Linked DNA regions of Homo sapiens: region 1 is linked to region 2. The links are chromatin contacts, found by Hi-C or POLR2A ChIA-PET in ENCODE. All regions are on one chromosome and are shown on one strand. Each heading gives the region's core, a stretch centred on a gene start or an enhancer-like site at or near the end of the contact. The rest is flanking DNA. Distances are from core to core; before and after follow the strand shown. Region 1 overlaps CMIP (c-Maf inducing protein). Region 2 overlaps CMIP (c-Maf inducing protein).

Evidence for each region. A loop is a pair of places that touch in the nucleus more often than their neighbours do. ChIA-PET counts read pairs that join two places held with the same protein, here RNA polymerase II (POLR2A). Pooled maps may share reads with other maps.
Region 1: a loop to region 2 is called in a map of mammary epithelial cell, with 2.4 times the contacts of the local background. The contact joins two enhancer-like sites. A Hi-C loop is called at or near these places in 5 of 168 maps with a recorded cell type or tissue (PC-9, Panc1, endothelial cell of hepatic sinusoid and 2 more) and 4 of 50 pooled maps. POLR2A ChIA-PET finds 5 or more read pairs at or near these places in 3 of 52 experiments (MCF 10A, Panc1 and WTC11).

What each region holds. Positions count from the first base shown.
Region 1 is chr16:81,578,315-81,583,612 of GRCh38, forward strand. All of the region lies in intron 1 of CMIP (c-Maf inducing protein), which reads left to right. Among named protein-coding and RNA genes, the nearest start is that of MIR6504, 30 kb to the right of the region's middle. RefSeq lists an enhancer at 3,866-4,683. Within about 2 kb of position 2,902, at least 14 of the 41 ENCODE cell types and tissues checked have a DNase peak (open chromatin) inside an H3K27ac peak, as active enhancers do.
Region 2 is chr16:81,488,507-81,493,761 of GRCh38, forward strand. The region is part of intron 1 of CMIP (c-Maf inducing protein); the gene reads left to right. Among named protein-coding and RNA genes, the nearest start is that of MIR7854, 43 kb to the right of the region's middle. RefSeq lists enhancers at 1,417-1,486, 4,938-5,255. Within about 2 kb of position 1,281, at least 3 of the 41 ENCODE cell types and tissues checked have a DNase peak (open chromatin) inside an H3K27ac peak, as active enhancers do.

The sequences.
Region 1 (5,298 bases), core at 1,652-4,151, 91 kb after region 2:
ACTGCATATAAGGTCTCTTTCCTGCTCTTCCTGGGGTCTTTGTCATAAAGAGTACAGAGTCCCTTAATCTCTCCCTGGTCAATGGCAGTCCCAGCCCTGAGCTATGTGAGTGCTGGGTCTTGTTACTTTGAATTGTATACCTGAGCAAGGGGAAGAACACAGAGAGAGTTCTCCAGATGTTTTGTGTCTCCCTCTCTCCTTCCTTCTCCAAAAACGATCTCATCTCGGAGCTCACATTGGAGAGAGCTGTCCTTGTGAATTTCCCCACCCCTTCCTCTGGTCCCTTCAGTCCATAAAGTATGAAATCTCCATGCCATGGGCTGGTGTGTAGGATGTTCTTCCCAGCCAGTTGGATAAAGACATTTTGGTTTTTTGCACGTGGGAGACATCACAAAAGACTGTGCATACATCCTCTGTGTCCCTCTCTGGGGACCATGGCCTGGAAGCAGCCAACACCTGCTCCCTTCCTGCACTGGCGTCGGAAAAGTTCCATGGCAGATAAGCCCGTGCCATTGCAGGGAAGCCTTCACTCCAAAGCCACTTGCTGCCCCGGAGACCTGGCCTGCGAGGTCCAAGGTTGTGCCATCTGACCCCAGATGCTTCTTCTCCTTTCTGTGCTGGCCAGTGGGAGACAGCAGAGGGAACACTGGACTAAGAGTCAGGAGACACAGTTCCAGATCTAGCTCAGCTTCTTCAGCTCCAGAAAGCAATTTGCCTCTCCTGAGTCTGTTTTTCTTCCATAGAATCTCGGATTCAGATAAGAATTCCAGTTGACCTAGGGCAAGCACCCTCGCCTCTCTGTGCCTCAGTTTCCCCTGCAGGGACATGGGGATGGCACCCCCCTGCCTCCTAGGGCTATTGCAGGGATGATAAGGGGTTACTTCTTAACAATGAGGAGGAAGATGAAGGTGAAGGGTGGTGGCGGTCCTTGCAAGACAGAGGCCAGCAGCTGGTCCTCCTGGGGCCTCCATGGGGCAGCTCTCAGGTGTGGAAGGCATTCACCTTTGTCCCTCTGACTGGTACTCTTTGGCCCTAGCTCTGCTCTCTTGAGCCACCACAAATCCAGCCCCTTCCTCTGTGCCCCAAAACAGCCCTCCAGACCTCGGAAGCCAGTTTCTAACTGGACAGCAATCCTGCCCCTTAGTGTCATGTTCACCTTGAGCCTCCTTCTTGAAGGAAACCAGCAGAACCCTGCCAGGCCCTTTCTTGGTTGTCTCACTGGGAAGAGGGAAAATGTGGACTTGGAGAGATTGTCCCTGAACCATAGCAGGTGTGGAAGAGGTAGAGGGGGCATGGCCCAGCCCTGCTCCCCCCTGAAGGCAACACCTCCCGCTGAGTGTCACCTGCCTTCTGTTTTAAGGGACTCTGGGCAAAGATTTCATGTAAAAAAAGAGTTCTGCCACTTAAAAAAAAATGGATCACGAGGTCAGGAGATCGAGACCATCCTGGCTAACATGGTGAAACCCCGTCTCTACTGAAAAATACAAAAAAATTAGCTGGGCGTGGTGGCGGACGCCTGTAGTCCCAGTTACTCGGGAGGCTGAGGCCGGAGAATGGCGTGAACCCGGGAGGCGGAGCTTGCAGTGAGCCGAGATCGCACCACTGCACTCCAGCCCGCCTGGGCGACAGTGCGAGACTCCGTCTCAAAAAAAGAAATTAAAAAAAAAATGATATGACAGGTTTAAAAAGTTTGAAGCTAGGATAACTGTGGCTCAACTTGTCTTTCTGAAGAACGGATATTTCCAGTAGAATGGAACCAGTGTCTTGGGGCTCCCAAGAGTTCATTCTCCCCTTAAGATGGAGGCAGGGGTTTCCTAACCTGCTTAGCTGCCTTGACACCCTCCCTCAGCTCCCATTCCTAATCTCCAGCTTTACAGCAGCTGTGATGTAGGGCCTTGAGGGCAGGGCCGTGATCAGACCCCTTTAGGGGACAGACAAGAATCAGAGAAGCGAGGTGCCCTATGTCTCCCGGCTCTGGAGCCTGTTTGTGACATGGTGAGCTACACGCTGGGCACTAAGCTAAGGTATTTTTGTCTTTCTAATTGAGATAAATTCACCTCATATGAAATTGCCCACTTAATTTATTTTGGGTTTGTTTTCTTTCTCTTTTCTTTCTTTTTTTAATTTTTTTATTTTTGAAATGGAGTCTCACTCTGTCACCCAGGCTGGAGTGCAGTGGCGTGATCTCGGCTCACTGCAACCTCTGCATCCTGGGTTCAAGCAATTCTTGTGCCTCAGCCTCCCAAGTAGCTGGGACTATATAGATGCCTGCCACCACACCCAGCTAATTTTTGCATTTTTAGTAGAGACAGGGTTTTGCCATGTTGGCCAGGCTGGTCTCGAACTCCTGACCTCAAGTGATCCACCCGTCTTCGCCTCCCAAACTGCTGGGATTACAGGCGTGAGCCACTGCTCCTGGTTGCAGTGAGCCGAAATCATGCCACTGCACTCCAGCCTGGGCAACAGAGCGAGACTCTGTCTCAAAAACAAACAAACAAGAGCATAGTTCAGCGGCCTTTAGCAAATTCGCGATGTTGTGTAACTGCCACTTCTATCTAATTCCGAAACCTCTTCTCCACCCCAGCACGAAATCTCGTGCCCATTAGCAGTCATTCCCCATTCCCCTCTCTTCCAGCCCCCTGACAGCCATCAATTTCTGTCTTTTTGGGCTTTCCTCTTCTGGACTTTTCATAGCAGTACAATCACACAGTACATGGTCTTTTTCCACTGGCTTCTTTCCCTCAGCGTCATGTTGTCAGGGTTCTTCCGTGTTGCAGCATGTGTCAGCACTGCCTTCCTTTTGATGGCAGAATGATACTCCATTGTCTGTATGTATCATTTTTCTTTCTTATCCATTCATCTGTTGATGGACGTTTGTGTTGTTTTCACCTTTTTGGCTGTCGTGAATAAGCGGCCGTGAGCATTCTTGTACAAGTGTAGTCATGCATTGTTTCACGATGGGGATACGTTCCGGGAAGCGCGTAGTTAGGTGATTTAGTCACTGAGCGAACATCCTGGAGTGTGCTCACAGAAGCCTCGATGGTGTAGCCTGCCTCACACCTGGGCTGTGAGGTGCGGCTTATTGTTCCTAGGCCACAAACCTGTACAACAGGTTACTCTACTGAATACTGGTGGCAGTTGTAACATAGTGGTAAGTATTTGTGTGTCTAAGCATATCTAAACATAGAAAAGGCACAGTAAAAATATGGAATCATAATCTTATGGAACCGCAGTCATAAATGTGGTCCATCGTGACCAGAACGTTGTTATGCAGTGCTTGGCTGTATTTGTTTGAGTCCATGTTTTCAGTTCTTTGGGGTATTCACCTAGAAGGGGAATAGCCGAGCTTGGCATTTTAGGAATAGTGCTATCCTTATTCCTCACCATAACACCCTGAGGTTGCTACAGAGGGAAAACCGAGGCACAGGGCAAGGGAACCACTTCCTCACGCAGACAGCTCTGGGGTGGCAGAGCTGGGGTTGGGACCCAGGGAGCCTGATCCCCAGAACCCTTTAGTCCCTGCTCTTTTCCTTCTCTGCAGAGGGGCCTTGTATTAATCAGTTCTTACCTTGCTCTAAAGAAATACCTGAGACTGGGTAATTTTAAGAAAGGAGGTTTAATGGGCTCACGGTTCTGCAGGCTGTGCAGAAAGCATGGCAGCATCAGCTTCTGGGGAGGCCTCAGGTGGAAGGCAAAGGAGGAGCCAGCACATCACATGGCTTGAGCAGGACGAAGAGAGCTGGCGGGGAGAGGTGCCACACACTTTAAACCACCAGATCTCATGAGAACTCACTATCACGCCAACAATACCAAGAGGGATGGTATTAAATCCTGAGAAACTGCCCCCATGATCCAATCACCTCCCACAGGCCCCTTCTCCAACATTGGGGATTATAATTGAACATGAGTCTGGGGTGGGGACACAGACCCAAACCATGTCAAGCCTCTTCCCCAAATGTTCAGCCCAGTGCCTCCAGGAACCCCTCCTTGGAATATTTTTTTTGCCAACTTGCCAGGGTGTCCCCAGTCTCCTTGAGCGTGACAGGGCCAAGGCAGTGCTTCTGAAAGCCACTTATCAGACTGAGCTTGAGAAGGGATGTGTGGGGACTGGGAAGGGTCCTCAAAGGCCTCCCCTAAAGGGTAGCAAGTGGTTTTTCATTGCTCCCTGGAGTCCAGTGGGCTGGGTTTTCAGTTGTAAGGACCTCTGAGCTTTGAGTCATCTGTGCACCTTGTTGATGGTAAACGGAGGAACACCCTGCTTATTCAGAGACCACTTTCCAGCAAACACTCCGAACCCAGCCCAGAATCCAGGTAGAGAAGTGTACCAAAGTCACGGTGGCTGCCACACTCTAACTCTTTGGTTGCATTCCCAGCAGGGCCTCGCTCCCATGCAGGGCACAGTCCTGACTAGTGTATTGCTTGGGTTTCCAAGACCATGAAACTAAAAGCAGCAAATCAGGATGAAGCAAGAGGGAACGCTTTCATGAACGGCGAGCGGAATGCCCAACAGCACAAAGTCGGCGGGGGTAAAACGAAAATGACAGAAAGAAAATGAAGATAAAGAGTGCACGGCAGTTGGGGGACACCATTCGGGGGCCAGCAGCTCTCCACTGCTTCAGGAGCTCCTGACGGTGGCAGTGTGGGGTAGCAGATGCTCCAAGGGACAATTGCATCAGCAAGAAAGGGCAAAGGCTACTCCCTGCCATCTGCTTAAAGCGAGGAAAGAAGGAGTGTTTCTATCTAAAATTATTTAAATTTCTCTAAAGGGCCTTGGCACTCAGAGGGTAAGCTCTGGCTGGCATTGCCTCTGACCTTGGCCGTCTGATCAGGCAGTGAAAGAAGGAATTGTTCCTGGGGTTGCAAGGGAGTTGCTGCCAACATCTGGCCTGCCTGGCCCCTTTGTCTCCCTATTGACGGCGACAGCATTGGGCAAGTCCTGGGCCTCATGTCTGTGCGAATGTCCCCACCCTGTCACCGGCACTTCCCCCCGGGGTCGGGGCTCCGGGCCTCTCATACAGCTGTGGGCCTGATGGTAGAAAAGGAGGCTCTGTTCTTTAACCCTGAATGGGATCGGCCACTGATCTATTCTTGTCACTTGTTGAGCAACTGTTCTAGGCTAAATCTGAATTCTTTCTCAGTTAGTGCCCGAATTTGCTTTTTAAAAATAAGTCATTGGGAATACTTGACCCTGGGCAGAGAGCGGGACCAGCACTCAATGAAACTTGTCAATAGAGTTTCTCACGGCCGGGTCACAGACGTGGAGGGAGTGACTGAGTCCCAAGAGAAGACCCACTGTCT
Region 2 (5,255 bases), core at 31-2,530:
GGTTTTGATTGTTGGCCTCCTCTGTGTCTGGTTCTCCCCGAAACAGTGGATATATGCGTCTCCTGGGACTGCTATAAGGGTGACATGCCTGTTCCTTCCCCCATCCCCTCTCTGTGTGCCCCTTCTCCTTGGTGGCACTCCTGGGCAGTCATCAGCTTCCTTGCTTTACCGCAGCACCAGGGAGGCTCCTGTGACTTTCAGGAGAGCCTTGGGAGGGCACAGAACCTCTGTACTCCTCTTCGGGAACTCTCCCCACAGCTCCTGGCTCTTCGCTGTTCTGCAGGCCCAGTGTGATCTGGAAGACGGGGAGAGAATAATCTCTGGCAGAGCGATGTAGTTGCCACTGTAGAATCAGATGTGAGCCACTGTCATTGATGCTGGACTTTGCTTCCTGTCTCTGGCAGGCACTGGAAGAGATGGCCTTTCAGACCTTCCTGTGAGTTTCATTCATGCTTCATTCTTTCATTCATTTTTTTTTTCATTCAGTCTCTTCCCATTCTTTCTGCTTTCATTCATTCTATTCGTTCATTCTTTTGTTATTCATTCATTTTTCAGTTTGATTGTCTGCTTTGTCCTGGCCATACTCTCAGGCACAGGAGATGCACCCATGAAGGCCCAGCTGGTCCAAGGCCTTGGGGAGCTCACATCCCTAGCTGGTGGCATGAGGAAAGGCGGGCAAGGAGGGGTACGATGTGCCCATACAGATGCTGATGGTGCACTCAGAGGCTGACTTGAGGGGTGAGGGAGGGCTTTCTGGAGGAGGTGACTTCTATGTGCACAGGAGAGGAGGAGCTGGAGTTGGTGGGTGAAGAGGGGAGGTAGTGCTTGTTCCCCACAGAGGGGGACTTTACTTGCAGAGGCTCCAGGCCCTGAGGAAAGGAGTACCACAATACACTGGTACTTTTTTCTCCTCGGTAGTCAGAGCGTATTATTCAGGTACATCACTTGGGTGCAGGGGCTTGGGTGAGAGACCAGCAGGAGAGGTCTCCTTTGTGAGTCCCTCTTTCCAAAAGTGCCGCTGTACCCGGAGGTCTGGAAGACTTTACAAGTGTGTGACTTTCAGAGTGCAGGAACCCAGCACACCCTGTCACCAAACAGACCCACGAGGCCACCATTCTCCCAGGACCCAGCTGTGGGATGGCCTTGGCTCCTGCTTCTGGTTTTATGGAGCCCCCCTCCCTTCTCTGTGAAACGGCACTGCCCAGGCTCGTTCAGGGAGGGGGAGAGAGCTGATGTGCGATGTGTGCGTAGTGCCCAGCGAAGGGCCCTTCACGCTGGGAGCTTTTGGCAAATGCCAACTCTGGCAGGAGGAGGCACAGGGGAAGGAGAGTCTCGGGAACTTCCCCAGCTCTCCAGTGCTAGGAATTTGACCTTTTCTAGGGGTTCAGAATCCAGTGATGTCCTGAAATCTGCAGTTTCTGCTGCAGAAAGACAGTTTTTTATGTGTTTCCGGCCACCGGGATTCTTGATATCTTCTCAGTACCAGCCTTTGGACTGGTGCTCTTTGGGTCCCTGGGGAGTGAGAGGGGAAGTGAGAGAGGGCAAGAGACCTGTGGACACGCCTGCACGCCTGTGCCAGAGGCCTGTAGTGTCCCAAGGAGCCTGACATCCCTCAGGGGCTGTAAGAGGTTAGGTGTAGCTAAAGGTTCCTGTTCCTCTCTGACAGAGTCATCACTACCAGTTAGTAGTTAATTCATTGGTTTTCTGTGCTCCTACTGTGTGCAAGGAATATAGCATCACAGTGAATGATGTTTCTGTTCTCGTGGTCAGGAGAGCCCAGTGCAGAGGCCTGATGCTATTGTAACAAACCAGCATACAAATGCTTAGCATGGATCGGGCGTGGTGGCTCATGCCTGTAATCCCAGCACTTTGAGAGGCCAAGTTGGGCAAATTGCTTGAGCTCAGGAGTTCGAGACCAGCCTGGCCAACATGGTGAAAGCCTGTCTCCACTAAAAATACAAAAATTAGCTGAGTGTGGCGGTGTGTGCCTGGAATCCCAGCTACTCGGGCGGCTGAGGCAGGAGAATTGCTTGAACCCGAGAGGTGGAGGTTGCAGTGAGCCGGGATTACGCCATCGCACTCTAGCCTGGGCGACAGAGGGAGACTGTCTCAAAAACGAAAAACCAAATGCCTAGCATGGCGGGGGAATAAGGGCCCTGAAGAAGACAAGACCCACACAGGGCAAAGGGAGCAGGTGTTTGTGGCGTGGCCAGTCCTCTACCAGGCTAACACTTGATGTGAAACTTTAAGGAGGGTGAAGGAGGGAGCCACCCTGGGGTGTCTGGGTAGAACATTCCAGACAAGGAGAGCAAATGCACAGGCCCCAAGGAGGACACGGAGGCATAGGGAGCACTTGAGATGGGGCAGGCATCGAACTGGGTGCAGAATACACACTTTCTCCTTTTATCTAGTGATCCTAAGAGTTTCCCCTGTGTAATGCCAGTTTTTCTCCTGGCTGTGTGGAGGCTCCAAGGGGTCCAGCCTGCACACAGTGGAGGGGTCGAGATTTGAACTGGTGACTGCTTGACTGCATAGCCTTGGCTCTCGTTGGGCTGCGCGGGCTGAGCTGAGAGACTGGGGTAGGGGTTTTGTGGTGGGTTCCTGTTCCTGACCCATGTGGGGTCTGGCCATTACCCTTGCAGGCATTATCCTCGTGAGGGCTCAGGAACGGTGTCACCCATCACAGGGCGACAGCTCCAGAGATGTCTAGGGGGCTGGAGTGCCGGTGTCTGGGGTTGGCCTTACAAGAGCCTGGTGAGGACAGGGCTGGGCCAGCCCTTGCCTTTTGAGTCCCGTCTCTGTCACCGCATGGCTGTGTGAGACTCTGGGCAAGTCACACCCTTTCTGAGTCCTCGTTTTCTTGGTAAAAACGGGGTTAGTAAAACTCCCTGCCCTGCTTCCTTACAGAGCTTTTGTGAGGCTCAGGGAAGATTATGTGTGGGAAAGCCCTCTGTGGGCTCCAAAGCCCTGGACACGAGAATTCTGATTTTCCTTTATTTAATTGCAAAAACAGTATCAGTGGAACATGGAAGATAATTTAAAAGAAGACGAAAAAAACCTCTTCATACAATTCACCCAAGTATGGAAATCCTACCCTACCCAAGTATACACCAGCTGAATGGGTTTGGATGTATTTTCAGATAAATTCCTCACTTGGCGAACTCTTGCCGCTTGACGTCCCCAACTCCACAATCACGTGGATCTGGATCATTTGGCACCCTTCCCTGTCTGAACTCGGGAGCTGGATGGATTTGGCTACTGAGGATTGCTTGTATCGATTTTCCACTTATTCCTCTTGGTCTTGGCCCATCTGTACACATACTTTTATGTCATTACAGGCACAGTGAACATGCTGGTTTCTTTCCATTTTCTCCTCTACCGTCATCAGCGGAGATGACGTTTTACCTAGTCTTCGCCGTGATGGAAGCTTTTTAGTGGCCACGTGGTCATCTTTTGTGTCACACCATTTTTCATGAAACCATCTCCCTTTGGTTAGATACTAAGGCCGTTTCCTGCTTTTCTTCCTCAATAGAGTGTGCCACAGTGAATATCTGCGTGCCTGTAGCGTTTTTATCCTTTCCTTTTGATGATGAAAGATCATTTGGAAAAATTCCCAGGAGGGAGATTAGTCGGCCACAGGGGTATGAACATTTTGATGGCTTTGGATATCGATGAGGCTCTCTTGCTTTCCCGCAGAGTGGAGCCCATCTGTAATGCCATCCACAGGGTGCAAGCGTCCTTATTTTAACACTGCCATGTCCTCTCCGGGTGTCATTGTTTTTCATTTTTTTCTTAAATTAACTTCACGTGTTGAAAATGGTGCAGTGTTCAGTGTTATTAGTCAACAGCTGGCTTTGAGACACATGCCTGAGTGCCTTCAGCTCCTGGCTGAGTCCTCTGTCCCTCTGTCCGTGGCCACTCAGCCATGAGCACTTCTGTTAGCGATGAAGATGAAAAAGTGTCCCTTCTGCCCAGGCTCTCCCTTCCTCCTCTGGCTGCAGAGCAGGGAGGGGTTTCAGTGGCATCGCGGTGGCCGGGAGCGAGTGTGCTGGCCGGCTGGGCCTTGCTAGCAGGGCCGGGCCTTGCTGGCCAGGCCAGGCTATGCAGGCCCTCGAGAGGGCCTGGGGACAAAGGCGCCTTGGGAGGAGGAGGCAAAACAGGGGAGGGAAGGGAGGGCCCTGGAGAAAAAGGGGGGAAGAGAAACAAAGACAAAGGCTGGCAAAAATAGACCACGGAAACGGCAGGCAGCCGGGATAAGGAGGACAAGAGGCAGGATGTGGAAGAGGAGGGGAGGCGGAAGTTGTCGTGGGGGGTCGGGGAGAAATGGGGAGTAAAGGGAGAGTGGGTTACGGGGAGCTGTGTGGGGTGGGGGTACGTGGGAGAGAGAGACCCAGAAAGACAGACACACAGAGAGAAGGGAGCGGCCGAAGAGGAGGGCCCGTGAGCGAGAAGATGCAGATGCCCCTTTAGTAGGAGGGCATTGCTCCCTGCGCCCCTGGAAGGGACTCTGGGCTGGAAAGGACCAGAATGCAGGGAGGAGCCGCTGGCGGGGGTCACTGGAAGCTTGATTCGGGGGAAGCTGTAGGTTGGAGCTGGGAGACCCGAGTTCCTGCCCCTCCAGGGTCTTGTACGTCCTCACAGAGGACCTAGGGCCTTGATCCTGGTCCCGGCACACAGACACTTCAGGGGTGATGGAGCCACCACACCGAATTCTCCTCTAGGGCCCTCCCCCAGCATCAGAGTGCAGTCTGAGGGCAGCAGTGGGAGCTGGACTGGGGCCATCTGTGCAAGGGGTTATTGTGCCCAGGTGCACAGGCCGGAGCTCTGGGGTCACTCACCCTCCGCGTTACCTGTCGTTACCTGTCGTTACCTGTCGTTACCTGTTGTCTGGACCATAAAATGCAGATGGGAATGTCGCCCACTTCCTCAAGTCTTTGTGAGGATTAAACGAAGTACGAAATATAAAGCACTTGGAGTGGGGCACATAGTGTGTACCGTGTGACTCAAGGGGCTGTCCTCTTTATGGTGACGATGACAAGGGCATCAGGACAGCAGCCAGCATGGCGCAAGCCACCCGGGCCCAGCCTTGTTGAATCTTCCGGCAGTGTGGCGAGTTAGGTCTGCTCGTTCCCACTCTCCGCATGGGAAAACTGAGCTTCACAGTTAATATAAACACCAACAGTAATAACAATGGCAGCAACAAACTGCCGAATATGAGGGCCTAACATACACGAAGCAACACGCACGTCGCAGAA